Linked DNA regions of Homo sapiens: region 2 is linked to region 1. The links are chromatin contacts, found by Hi-C or POLR2A ChIA-PET in ENCODE. All regions are on one chromosome and are shown on one strand. The core of a region is the stretch at or near the end of the contact, and the rest is flanking DNA. Distances in the headings are between cores, read along the strand shown. Region 1 holds the start of SNRPA1 (small nuclear ribonucleoprotein polypeptide A'). Region 2 overlaps LRRK1 (leucine rich repeat kinase 1).

Region 1 (5,399 bases), core at 2,390-4,889:
CAAATAGCATGGTTATGTATGTAGAAAATCCACAAGAATGGTTACAGATAAACTTAAGTAAATTTCACAAGATCGCTGGATGTAACGCCAATATACAAAAATCTGCTGTATTTAAATATATCAAACTAATGATTAGAAAATGGAGTTTTTAAACAAAAGGTACTATTTACAGTAGCATCAAAATCTATCAAATATCTAGACAATCTAGTAAAGGATATACAAGGCCTTGACACAAAATCTGCAGGATGCTGCTGAAATTAAAGAGTGCCTCAATAAATGTAGGGCTATAATATGCCCATTGATTGGAATACTTCATATTGTAAAGATATTAATTCTCTCCAAATTCTTCTACAGATCCAACACACTACAAATCAAATCATGGGTGCTTTTTCACATATATCTATAATTTATGTTCACATGCAAAGGATTAGAATAATCAGATAACTACTAGATAATCTGAGAAAAAAATGGGAGCTTTTTTTGAGGGACAAATACCAAGTCTTTTTCTAAAGCTTGTATTCTGCAAGGATAGCTGACTAAACCCATGGAAAAGAACAGCTAGTTCAGAAGCAGAGGCCCTCACATATTTGGACACTTGATTTTTGAAAAGAGCTGCTCTGCAGAGCAGTGGGGGAGAAGATGGTCTTTTCAATAAATGGTGCTGGGTCCACCAAATATCCATATGGGGAAAAATATATCTTCTTCCCTACCTTAGACTATGCACAAAAATCTAGGCCAGAGAGACTGCAGATCTAAATGGACAAGGTGGAAGAAGAAAGCTTTTAGAAGAAAATATAATTTTGGAGTAGGCAAAAGTTTCTCACAGCGTACTCGAAAACTATTAGCTGTATAGGGAACGGTTCATAAATCAGACTGTATTAAAATGAAGAACCTCTATTCATCAAAAGATACCATTAAGAGAGTGAAAACCCAAGCCACAGGGGGAAGATACTCACTACAGACATAGCTCACAAGGTTCCTATTGAAAAAATATAAAGAGCTCCTACAAATCAGTTTAAAAATAAAGCCCAATAGAAAAATGGGCAAAACACCTAAGCAGACACTTCATTAAAGAGGTTATCCAAACAAACATAAATATATTTTTTAAAGTTCTCAATTGTGTTAGTAATTAGGGAAATACAGTTAAAACCACAATTTCATACCATTACCTATCTACCAGAATGGCTAAGATTAAAAAGACAATACTAAACGTTAGCAAGGAGTTTAAGTTGGCAACCACTTTGGAAAACTATGTCCTACTTAAGCTGAACATAAGTAAGCCCTATGACCCAGTAATTCCATCCCTGGGAGTATATCAGTATATGTGTTCACATAAAGATATATATTATTGAGTTTGTAGGTACACTATTTATAATATAAAAGAGTGAAAATTACCCAAATGTTCATCAACAGCAGAATGGATAAGTAAATTGTAAAACATCCACAATGAAATACCATATTACAGTGAGAATAGATTAACTACATCTACACACAAACATAATGTTTAGCAAAAAATATGCAAGGTACTTCATTTGCATAAATACAAAACTAGATAAAGCAAATCTATACAAGATGGCAGGATAATGGTTACCCTTGGGGCAAGGGTGGTGACTAGATGAAGACAGGAGGAGGGCTTCTGGAATGTGGCAATGTCCTGTTCTTACGAGGATGCTAGTTGGTTGGGTGTGTTCAGTTTGCATTCTTCTATATGTATATCATACTTCAATAAAAGTTCAAGGAGAATCATCTCCGGGTGGATTGCAGAACTAAATGTGAAAAGCAAAACAATCGTCTAGTAGACCACATAGGAAAATATGATGGGGGTAAGGGAAGATTTCCTAAGGCACATGCACATGCACACACACCCAATCCACTAACCTAAAGAAAATAATTGAACTACATAAAACTTGGAAACTTCTCAGCCAGGCGAGGCGGCTCACGCCTGTAATCCCAGCACTGTGGGAGTCTGAGGCAGGTGGATCACTTGAGCTCAGGAGTTGGAGACCAGCCTGGGCCACATATCAAAACCTTGTCTCTACAAAAAATACAAAAGTTAGCCAGGCCTGTTGACCTGTGCCTATAGTCCCGGCTATTTGGGAGGCTGAGGTGGGAGGATCTCTTGAGCCTGAGAGGTCAAGGCTGCAGTGAGTCCTGATGGCACCACTGCACTCCGGCCTAGGTGACAGAGTGAGACCCTGTCTAAAAAAAAAAAAAAAAAAAAAAAAAAAAAATCTAATCATCAACACCATTAAGAGTGAAAAGGCAAGCCACAGAGTGTGTTCATATCCCTAATATATAAAGAAATTCCACAAATCAATAAGAAAAAAGGCAGACAACTCCATAAGGAAAAAAAAAAAATGAGCCAGGGACTCGAAAGAACACTTAACCAAGGAAGCTATCAGAATGGGCACCATACACATGAGAAGGTTCTCAGCTTCATTAGTTATTAGAGAAAAGCAAAGCAAAGCAGTAGTGCAATACCACCACACACCCATCAGAATAGCTGAAGTTATAGAGTTAAAATGCCAAGAAGGCTGAAGCTGGAAGCCATGAAAACCCTTACACACCGCTGGAGTGTGTATATTATTTCAGCCTCTTAGCATAACTGTTGGGCATTACTTATTGATGATAGATATACCCTATGTCCCAGCAGTCCCACTCCAGGACAAACTCATGCAAACGTGCATCAGAACCACGTACCAGAAAATTCATAGTAGCATTACTCAGAATAGCCCTAACTGAAAACAACTTTGATGTCTATCAACAGCAGAATAAGTAATTTATGGTATAATATATACAATGGAATTCTCTTCAGCAGCAAAAGCAAACAAACCATCTCTGTATGCAACCTGGATGGACTCCAGACATAATATAGACTCCATGAAACTAGGCCAAAAAAAAAAGCATACTGCATGATTCTATTTATAGCAAAAGCAAGCAAACCGAATTTGTAGTGTTGAGTTCGCGGTTGCCTTTTGGGAAAGAGGGAGGCTTTCAGAATAGCGGTGTTTTGGATCCCGGTGTCGGCTACGCAGCTGTGTTCACTCTGGTCATTAATCACTGTAAATTCCTGATATGCACACTTTTATGTATATCACATTTCATACATATGAATATTCAGAAGTCTAAAGGTCACAAGCTTAACCGCAAACCCTACCGTGCCCGAGGCCGGGCTGGACTTGCGGGGCGGTGGGGTTGTCCCGGCGACCTGCCCCAGGCGGGCCACCTAGCCCGGGATCTCACACTGTAGCCCGGAGCCAAGGCCCAGGCCCGGGGCGGGCACCTGAACTGCTGGACCCTTCACTGAACCCCACGGGTTCCCGCGACGGCTGGTGGAGGGAGGACAGTCACCGCTTCCCCTCCCACCTCGAGGTGCGCTAATGCATGAGAAAGTTCCCCTCGGGTGTTTCCACATTCGCCTTAACTTTTAAACACCAACGTCTGGAATCAGGGGTCCTCCAGACTCCGAAACACACCCTAGGAAACAACCCAGAACGAGACACATCCCCTGTGCGCGCGCCACGACTTCCGGCAAGAACGCCCCCGGAGGCGTGGCTCTTCGATTGCTTCGGCCTGGCGGTCGAGCTGCGCGCGCACTCGGCGGCTGCGATTGGTGCTGCCTGGCGGCGGGGCGCGGGGCACGCTGGGACGTCTCGCTGGCGGGAGGCCACGGGCTTTCCACAGCGCGGGGGAACGGGAGGCTGCAGGATGGTCAAGCTGACGGCGGAGCTGATCGAGCAGGCGGCGCAGTACACCAACGCGGTGCGCGACCGGGAGCTGGACCTCCGGGGTGAGTCCGGGGGCGTGGGCGGCCAGTCCCCAGGCGGCACCGAGCCGCCTTATTTTCCGCGCTTTGCCGCGTGCACCGAAGGCCGGAGCTTGGCCCGCGGGCCGGTTGTCTGGGCTCCGACCGGGCTGCGCAGGGAACGCCGGGCCTGATTCTTGCCGTTGTTGCCAGATGAGCATCCGGTTAAGCTCCTGGGAGCCTTCTGTTAGCGCCGTGCCTCTTGACAGGCACGGGTGACTTCATTACTTCCTGGTGCGTCCTCGTGGGGCCCTGTTAGGCCTTGCTTGGCTGTTTCGCCGCTGGCTGTTTGAGGGCCCGGAAGAGCGGCTCATTAATGGTTGTAACGCAAGTGCAGGGCGCGGGATTGGTTCTTAATACTTGCCGCCAGATGATATTTTGAGCGTAGATAGGATATGTGTTCATTATTCCTAATGTGAGGGAGGAAACTAAGTCCCCGAACAACCGCGATTGTTTCCTCCAGTATTTTCTACTTAGTAGCTTTAATTGTCTGGCGTTTCCCCTATATGAAGACGTTTTAAAAATTGAACTGTGTCACCCAGGCTTGCACCGCCGGGTGCTGTGTGTAAGTTGTGGAAGCGCTCGCAATTATTCAGATTCCTGTACTATTTCAACCTTAGCAAGACTTGGTAAGATACTGGGAGGGCAGCTAGCTAGTTGGCATTTCAGGAGACGGCTTTAAAAGGGACGTGATAGAGCAACTTCTCTGAGGATAAGACCATGCTGTCGTAGCCTGAGATTTGTTCCCATGGGGACCTATGGCCTCGGAGCAGCATCGCTGCGGGATCTGCTTAGATTTCTTGCCGACCTTTGGGAAATCCCACTGTTTTGTGTTGTGTTGTGTTGAGATGGAGTCTCGCTCTTTCCGCCCCAGCTGGAGCGCAGTGGCGTGATCTCGGCTCACTGCAACCGCCGCCTCCCCGGTTCAGGTGATTCCTGTGTCTCAAGCCTCCCGAGTAGCTGGGAATACAGGCATGCGCCACCACGCCCGGCTAATTTTTTGTATTTTTAGTAAAGACATGGTTTCTCCATGTTGGTCAGGCTGGTCTCGAACTCCCGACCTCAGGTGATCCGCCCGCCTTGGTCTCCCGAAGTGCTGGGATTACAGGCTTGAGCCACTGCGCCCGGCCCAACTCACCACTTTTGATGATCTCTGCCATTTCTCTTTATGGAGCATGTGCAGTGTTGAGAATACGTATTTTGATGCAGTACGTGTAGTACAGCTCTGAATTGTGTCCTTTAACTTTGGGTAAGTTCTTTTTTTAGTAGACCTTGCTTCTTCGGAATATTTCTTTTCTTATAGTGCCTAACACAATAATTATGCCCAAATTAGACAAATTAACATTTGAGTGTTCACAGATTTATTACTGTATTTAAACCATTGATCTTCAATTCTGAATTGGAGCTGGGGGAGGGGAGGGAGAACTGTCGTGATATGTTGAGGCTGTTCTGATGGGTTCTAAGAATCTGGCCTGTGGAGATGCAAGAGTGGAGAACTGTCGTCCACAATGTTTGAACGCCGTTTGGGCACTGAGACTAAGCAGCTCCAAGTGTAAACTCCTGTTGTGCCGATTCCGCTTAACTAGCCCAAACG
Region 2 (5,840 bases), core at 548-3,047, 350 kb after region 1:
AGTAAATATTCAAAGGAAACACTTAGGTTAATTCATTTAACCCCATCAGATGCTAGTATTAGCTCTGCTTACAGATAAAGAAAGAGGTCCCCAGAGAGTCAGTGACTTGCCCAAGGGAGGGGGCAGAATTTCCACTCTAAATCACTGAATTAATTTTTATTAAAAAGGCAGAAAACAATGACTCAGCAAGCTGTTACACCCCCTTGGAGTAAAACAGAAAGATTAAAATTACACTTGAAGGAAAGGCAGGCCATCTTGTCCCTATTTTAAGAAAGTGAAATAATTCACTTTACATAGACTGTTGCCTTAGGCCCAGGAGTCTTTATATAAGATCCCAATTTGGAACATACCAAGACAGTTTGTGCATATTTTTATTAAGTCACTTCTGAGTTACTCTGTGAAAACCGGGAAAAAAGCACCTTCCAAACTTGTTGAAAAGGGATGGCCAGCACTACGGGTTGATCAGTAAGCACTGGCGGATGGAGAACCCTGGGAGTTGTTCAGCATGGACATGGAGGCCGTCTCCGGGTGAGTGCACACCCCACCCGCCCACTGTGAGCAGAGAGGCCTCATGAGGACCCAAGGCTGCTACCAACAGAACCAGAGGGGGACTCCGGGCACCCATCGTCAGCCTTGCTTACTCCGTGAATTGTCGAACTTCACACTGTACCAGTTTTCTTCAGTGAGACATACAGGTTTTGTAATTTGGAAAAAAAAGAAAAGAAAAAGCATTCTGAAGATAAGGCAAGGAAAGATTTGGACTTTAATTGAAACATTTTAATTTAAAATGTTAATTAAACAGCTTTAATTTTGATGATTAGATTTGAGGGTCATCACACTTTCGTGTACACACATTTGGAAATGAAGACTGGCCACATTTTAAATCCATGTCTTCCATAACTGTGAGCCATGCCTTCTCTAGCTTAGAGCCAAATAAAATCGGACTCACCATTTTGTAAGGACCCTACTTTTTAATCATTGTAATATTATTATCATTTTCCCTAATAGAAATAGAGTCCAGTTGAGGCTACATAATTTGCCCAACAGAGAAAGAGAAAAAGAACAGGCCATTTTTTTTGAGGGTCTGCCTAGCATGTGCACTTAGTATGGTGCTAACCATTCCGCAAACAGATTCTAACCCTGCCCCTGTCACAGATAGGACTAGCTGTGGAAGCATCAGGATTTGAACCCGGTTCCTTCCGACTGTAGAGCCGGTTCTTGACATTCTCACTCAGTATTTCCTGCAAGTGCACACCTTGGAGATGCCCAGGAGACGCTGGAAGATGAGATCAAGACAGTAGGCTGAGCCCGGCTGCAGCCACCACCTCCTGCTCCAAATCCTTAGAAATTATTACAAATATCAACAAGCCTTATTAGCATGGGAAAAGAAGTGACCTGAGAAGACCGGAATCCACTGTGCGTGAGGTGGAGAAGGCTTGGGAGAGCTCCGAGGCTGCTGGGGGACATGGGAAGCAAGAGGGTCCCCAGGTCACCAGCAGGGCGACTGGGAGGAGTGGGGAGCCATAGTGGGCAGACTCCTGTGGATCTGGCCCCTCTCCAGCTTGTGCCAGGCAGCCTGGGACTGATGGGTCTACACTCGATGTGGGCTAAAGAGAAAGTGTGCTGGGCAACTCCCAGGAGGCACACGGAGCCCACCACCCGGAAGCCATGCTCTGGATGTCCCCAAGGCAGCCTGCTACAGTCCCCTGGCCCTCCTCTTCGCAGGCTATTGTGACAAATGCTGTGTTCACAGACAGCTACGGGGAATCCCGAGCAGAACAGTCAGCATCCACCCAGGCACCCGCAAGCATCTGAGGAAGAGCAGCGCCATAAAGAGAAGCACGAAACTCCTCTAACCAAGCCAGCACACAGGCAGGCCACCGATCAGCAGGAAGAGACATCCCACCTTACACACACACACACACACACACACACACACACACACACAGAGACATAGACACACACAGACACACACACACACACAGACACACACACACACAGAGACACACACAGACACACACAGAGACACAGACACACACATACAGGCACACACACACACACACAAAGACACACACAGAGACACAGACACACACACACAGACACACACACATAGACACACACAGACACACACACGGACACACACAGAGACACAGACACACACACAGACAGACACACACAGACACACACACAGACACATACAGACACACACAGAAACACACATGCACAAAGACACACAGACACACACATAGATATGCAGACACACAGACACACATACAAAGAGACACACACAGACACACACACACAGAAAATATTTATGTTTCCTCTTTATGTAGCCAAGGGCACAGGCTCATTGGAAGCAGTCTGATCACCTAGGGGAGAAGCTGTGTCATATTTCACCACTGTCCCCCTTGGGCCTCAGAGTCCCCAGGAGGAAGTGAGCAGCTGACAGTGACAATGTCTCTGCAAGGCAGGGTCTAGCCAGGTCAGAGGGCCTGCACATCTTGCTGCATCCTCACATTACTGTTCGGGGCAAACCTACACAAATCACACAGTCACTGAGATAAGACAGCTTTGGGCTTTCCTGATTCACAACACAGCTTGGTATTGTCAACTGTTCATCCTTATCTTGGAGGAAAAGACTGAGTTAGCATGGGAGCTTCCCTAAGCAGAATCTCAGGCTCCAGCTTTCCAGCACCTCCAGGGCCCCTCTCTACACAGAATTAATGTTAGCAGAGCGAGAATGAATTCAGAATAAATATTACTGATGTCTTGGAGAGAAACAGGAGGATGCAGCATCCACAAACAAGAATCAACTAAAACTCTTGGGAATTAAAACGAGAAGAGTTGCACTGTGAAGCACAGTGGGTGAGCTGCAGAGCAGAGACACCGTTGAAGGACAAATCAGGAATCTGGAAGACCAAGAGGAGGATGCAGCACCAAAAGACAAGGAGGCCGGGAGCAGAGATAAAAGAGTGAGAGACATTGAAGATATTTTTTGAAGTTTTTCAAAATGTGTCTAATGAGAGTTTCAGAAACATATACTTAAATAAATAAGAATAATTTTCAAGTTGCAAAAATATGAGTCCTCAGAAGTGACAGGATACTAGTCAAGAAGAGTAAATTTAGAAAAAAGAAGAATGAAGGACTAGTGAAATAAACAATCTTATGGAAAGACTGATCAACAACAAAATGAGAGAGAGAGAGAGAGCAGGACATGTGAGAACACAAAAGCATTATCTGAAACAAAGAGATAAAACTATATTAGAGAACTTAAAATCATGGCATCATCAGCAAAGGACACAGGGATTCTTGGAGAAACAGTGCATCGTGCATCCGGGGCAGGATATGGACAATCTGGCCCTGGATGTCTTGTCACATCAGAAAGCAAGGAAGTTATCAAAGACTTCTGGGGTCATGCCAAAAGATAGAGGAACCTACTCAGGGGGCCTACTGGCAAAAGAGGAACAGCGTTAGCATCAAGAATCAAATAAATTAAAATTCATGAGTTCATAATGATACTAAGGAAAAAAAACCCCACCTTCATTGGCCGCCTTCAAAAGGTGCTAGGGAATTGACTTATTTTCAGTAGAATGAATAAGAAAACTAAGAGAAAAAAACCCAACTATTTACCCCGACTTTGCTGTACAAACTGTAACTCAGGGTACCACAGAGTTAATGGAAGAAATTTCTTCTTTAGAGATCACTTTCAGCTGATAAATGAAGAAGGTAAGATAGACTTAAAATAACACCACTTTGCAACCTCAAATTAAATAATTGATCTAAGCAACCATCAATGACTGATAAAACCATTGTGTGAAAAGTCGAAAAACCATTAGGACGTTTATAAAGAGTGATTGCGCTGACACCACTGAAAATCATTAAAAAACTCTAAACATCAGAGAGAGACAATTAGACATTCTGTGACTAGGTGATGCAGGAGGAAGAACCCACCATCTATTGGGCATTTTTGCCAAAACATCTTACTAAATCTAATCAGGCCTCTGGATCTACAAAAACATAGGGAAGGTGGGAACATGTCAGGCCACACATAGAAATGCAATTGCCAAAAATCCAGACTGTGGAAAATTGCAAAGGACAAACAATATGGCTTTATCAACAAAAGAAACTGCAATGAAAAAGAAATTGAGGGAGAAAGATAGAAATTAAGAGACTTAGGAACTGTACTGTCCCATGTCCCAGCATGCAAGGGCACTGACTCAACAAACCTGCCCCAAACAAACCAGTGATAAAAACAGAGACAATGCAGGACATTTGAACACTGACTAGATATTTGATATTTTGACTTTTTTATTTATTTTGAGATGGAGTTTCACTCTTGTTGCCCAGGCTGGAGTGCAATGGCATGATCTGGGCTCACTGTAACGTCCATCTCCTGGGTTCAAGCGATTCTCCTGTCTCAGTCTCCCGAGTAGCTGGGATTACAGGTGCCCGCCACCATGCCTCGCTAGTTTTTTGTATTTTTAGTAGAGATGGGGTTTCTCCATGTTAGTCAGGTTGGTCCCAAACTCCTGACCTCAGGTGATCCACCCACCTCAGCCTCCTAAAGTCCTAGGATTACAGGCATGAGCCACCACACCCGGCCCTCTCCAGCCAAGGGTCCAGCCTGGGTCTCCCCTCTCAGAAGCCTAGCCTGTCAACAGCATGCTATTGTGGGCATACATTAACATACACTTTTAAACATACATTTAAACGTATGTTAAATGTATTTTGTTTTTTCTTTTCTAGACTTCTTAAGCTATAAGTATGGAATTGGGTTCTAAATCATCTGGAAAGAGAGAGAAGGGGGTTTACATGGATGCAGATTGGCCATGTGGGGGAAGGAGGGAGGATGGCAGAAGGTGGGTTACCTGCATGGGAGGAGTAAGTTCCAGTGCACCAGAGCACTGGAGGGGGAATCGAGTTAACAATAGTTTGTGGTCTGTTTTCAAAAAGCTAGAAGAGTGGCTTTTGCATGTTCCCAACACCAAGAAATGAAAAATGTTTGCGGTGATAGATATGCTAATTATCCTTATTTGATCATTACACATTGTATACATGTATCCAAGTATCACTCTGTATCCCATAGACAAGCACAATTATTACATGTCAACTAAAAACAAGAGGGTTAAAAAAAAGATTGCCCATGTGTGATAATTACTGAAATTGGGTAATGGGTACAAAGGGGTGCATTTTAATATTCTCTCTACTTGTGTACTGTGTTCAAAAGTTTCTGTAATAAAAAATTTTAAAAAGTGGCCGGGTGTGGTGGCTCACATCTGTAATCCCAGCACCTTGGGAGGCTGAGGCAAGTGGATTGCTTGAGCTCAGGAGTTCGAGACCAACCTGGGCAACATGGTGAACCCCCATCTCTACAAAAAAAAAAAAAATACAAAAATTAGCCAAGCATGGTGGTGTGCGCCTGTAGTCCCAGCTACTTAGGAGGATGAGGTAGGAGGATCGCTAAAGCCCAGGCTGTCAAGGCTGTAGTGAGCCGAGAGGTCGCCACTGCACTCCTGCTTGGGTGACAGAGTGAGACCCTGTCTCTAAGTAAGTAAGTAAATAAATAAAGAAATAAATAGGCTGGGCGCAGTGGCTCACGCCGGTAATCCCAGCACTTTGGGAGGCCGAGACGGGCGGATCACGAGGTCAGGAGATCGAGACCATCCTGGCTAACACGGTGAAACCCCGTCTCTACTAAAAATACAAAAAAATTAGCCGGGCGTGGTGGCGGGCGCCTGTAGTCCCAGCTGCTTGGGAGGTGGAGGCAGGAGAATGGCATCAACCTGGGAGGCAGAGCTTGCAGTGAGCTGAGATCGCGCCACTGCACTCCAGCCTGGGGG

Evidence for each region. A loop is a pair of places that touch in the nucleus more often than their neighbours do. ChIA-PET counts read pairs that join two places held with the same protein, here RNA polymerase II (POLR2A). Pooled maps may share reads with other maps.
Region 2: a pooled map shows a loop between it and region 1 (2.8-fold over the local background). The contact joins the enhancer-like site here to the promoter of SNRPA1 in region 1. A Hi-C loop is called at or near these places in 2 of 50 pooled maps. POLR2A ChIA-PET finds 5 or more read pairs at or near these places in 2 of 52 experiments (OCI-LY7 and activated B cell).

The regions. Positions count from the first base shown.
Region 1 is chr15:101,293,488-101,298,886 of GRCh38, reverse strand. SNRPA1 (small nuclear ribonucleoprotein polypeptide A') reads left to right here and starts at 3,639. Exons shown (of 9, transcript NM_003090.4): 1 at 3,639-3,790. The coding sequence starts at 3,709. It overlaps SNRPA1-DT (SNRPA1 divergent transcript), which reads right to left and starts at 3,539. Exons shown (of 2, transcript NR_186319.1): 1 at 3,158-3,539. RefSeq lists enhancers at 3,291-3,380, 3,441-3,490, 4,054-4,685 and a silencer at 3,721-3,910.
Region 2 is chr15:100,937,573-100,943,412 of GRCh38, reverse strand. The region is part of intron 2 of LRRK1 (leucine rich repeat kinase 1); the gene reads right to left. Among named protein-coding and RNA genes, the nearest start is that of LRRK1, 21 kb to the right of the region's middle. RefSeq lists enhancers at 1,546-1,695, 1,736-1,875. Within about 2 kb of position 1,797, at least 4 of the 41 ENCODE cell types and tissues checked have a DNase peak (open chromatin) inside an H3K27ac peak, as active enhancers do; they include OCI-LY7, where a contact is called at or near this core.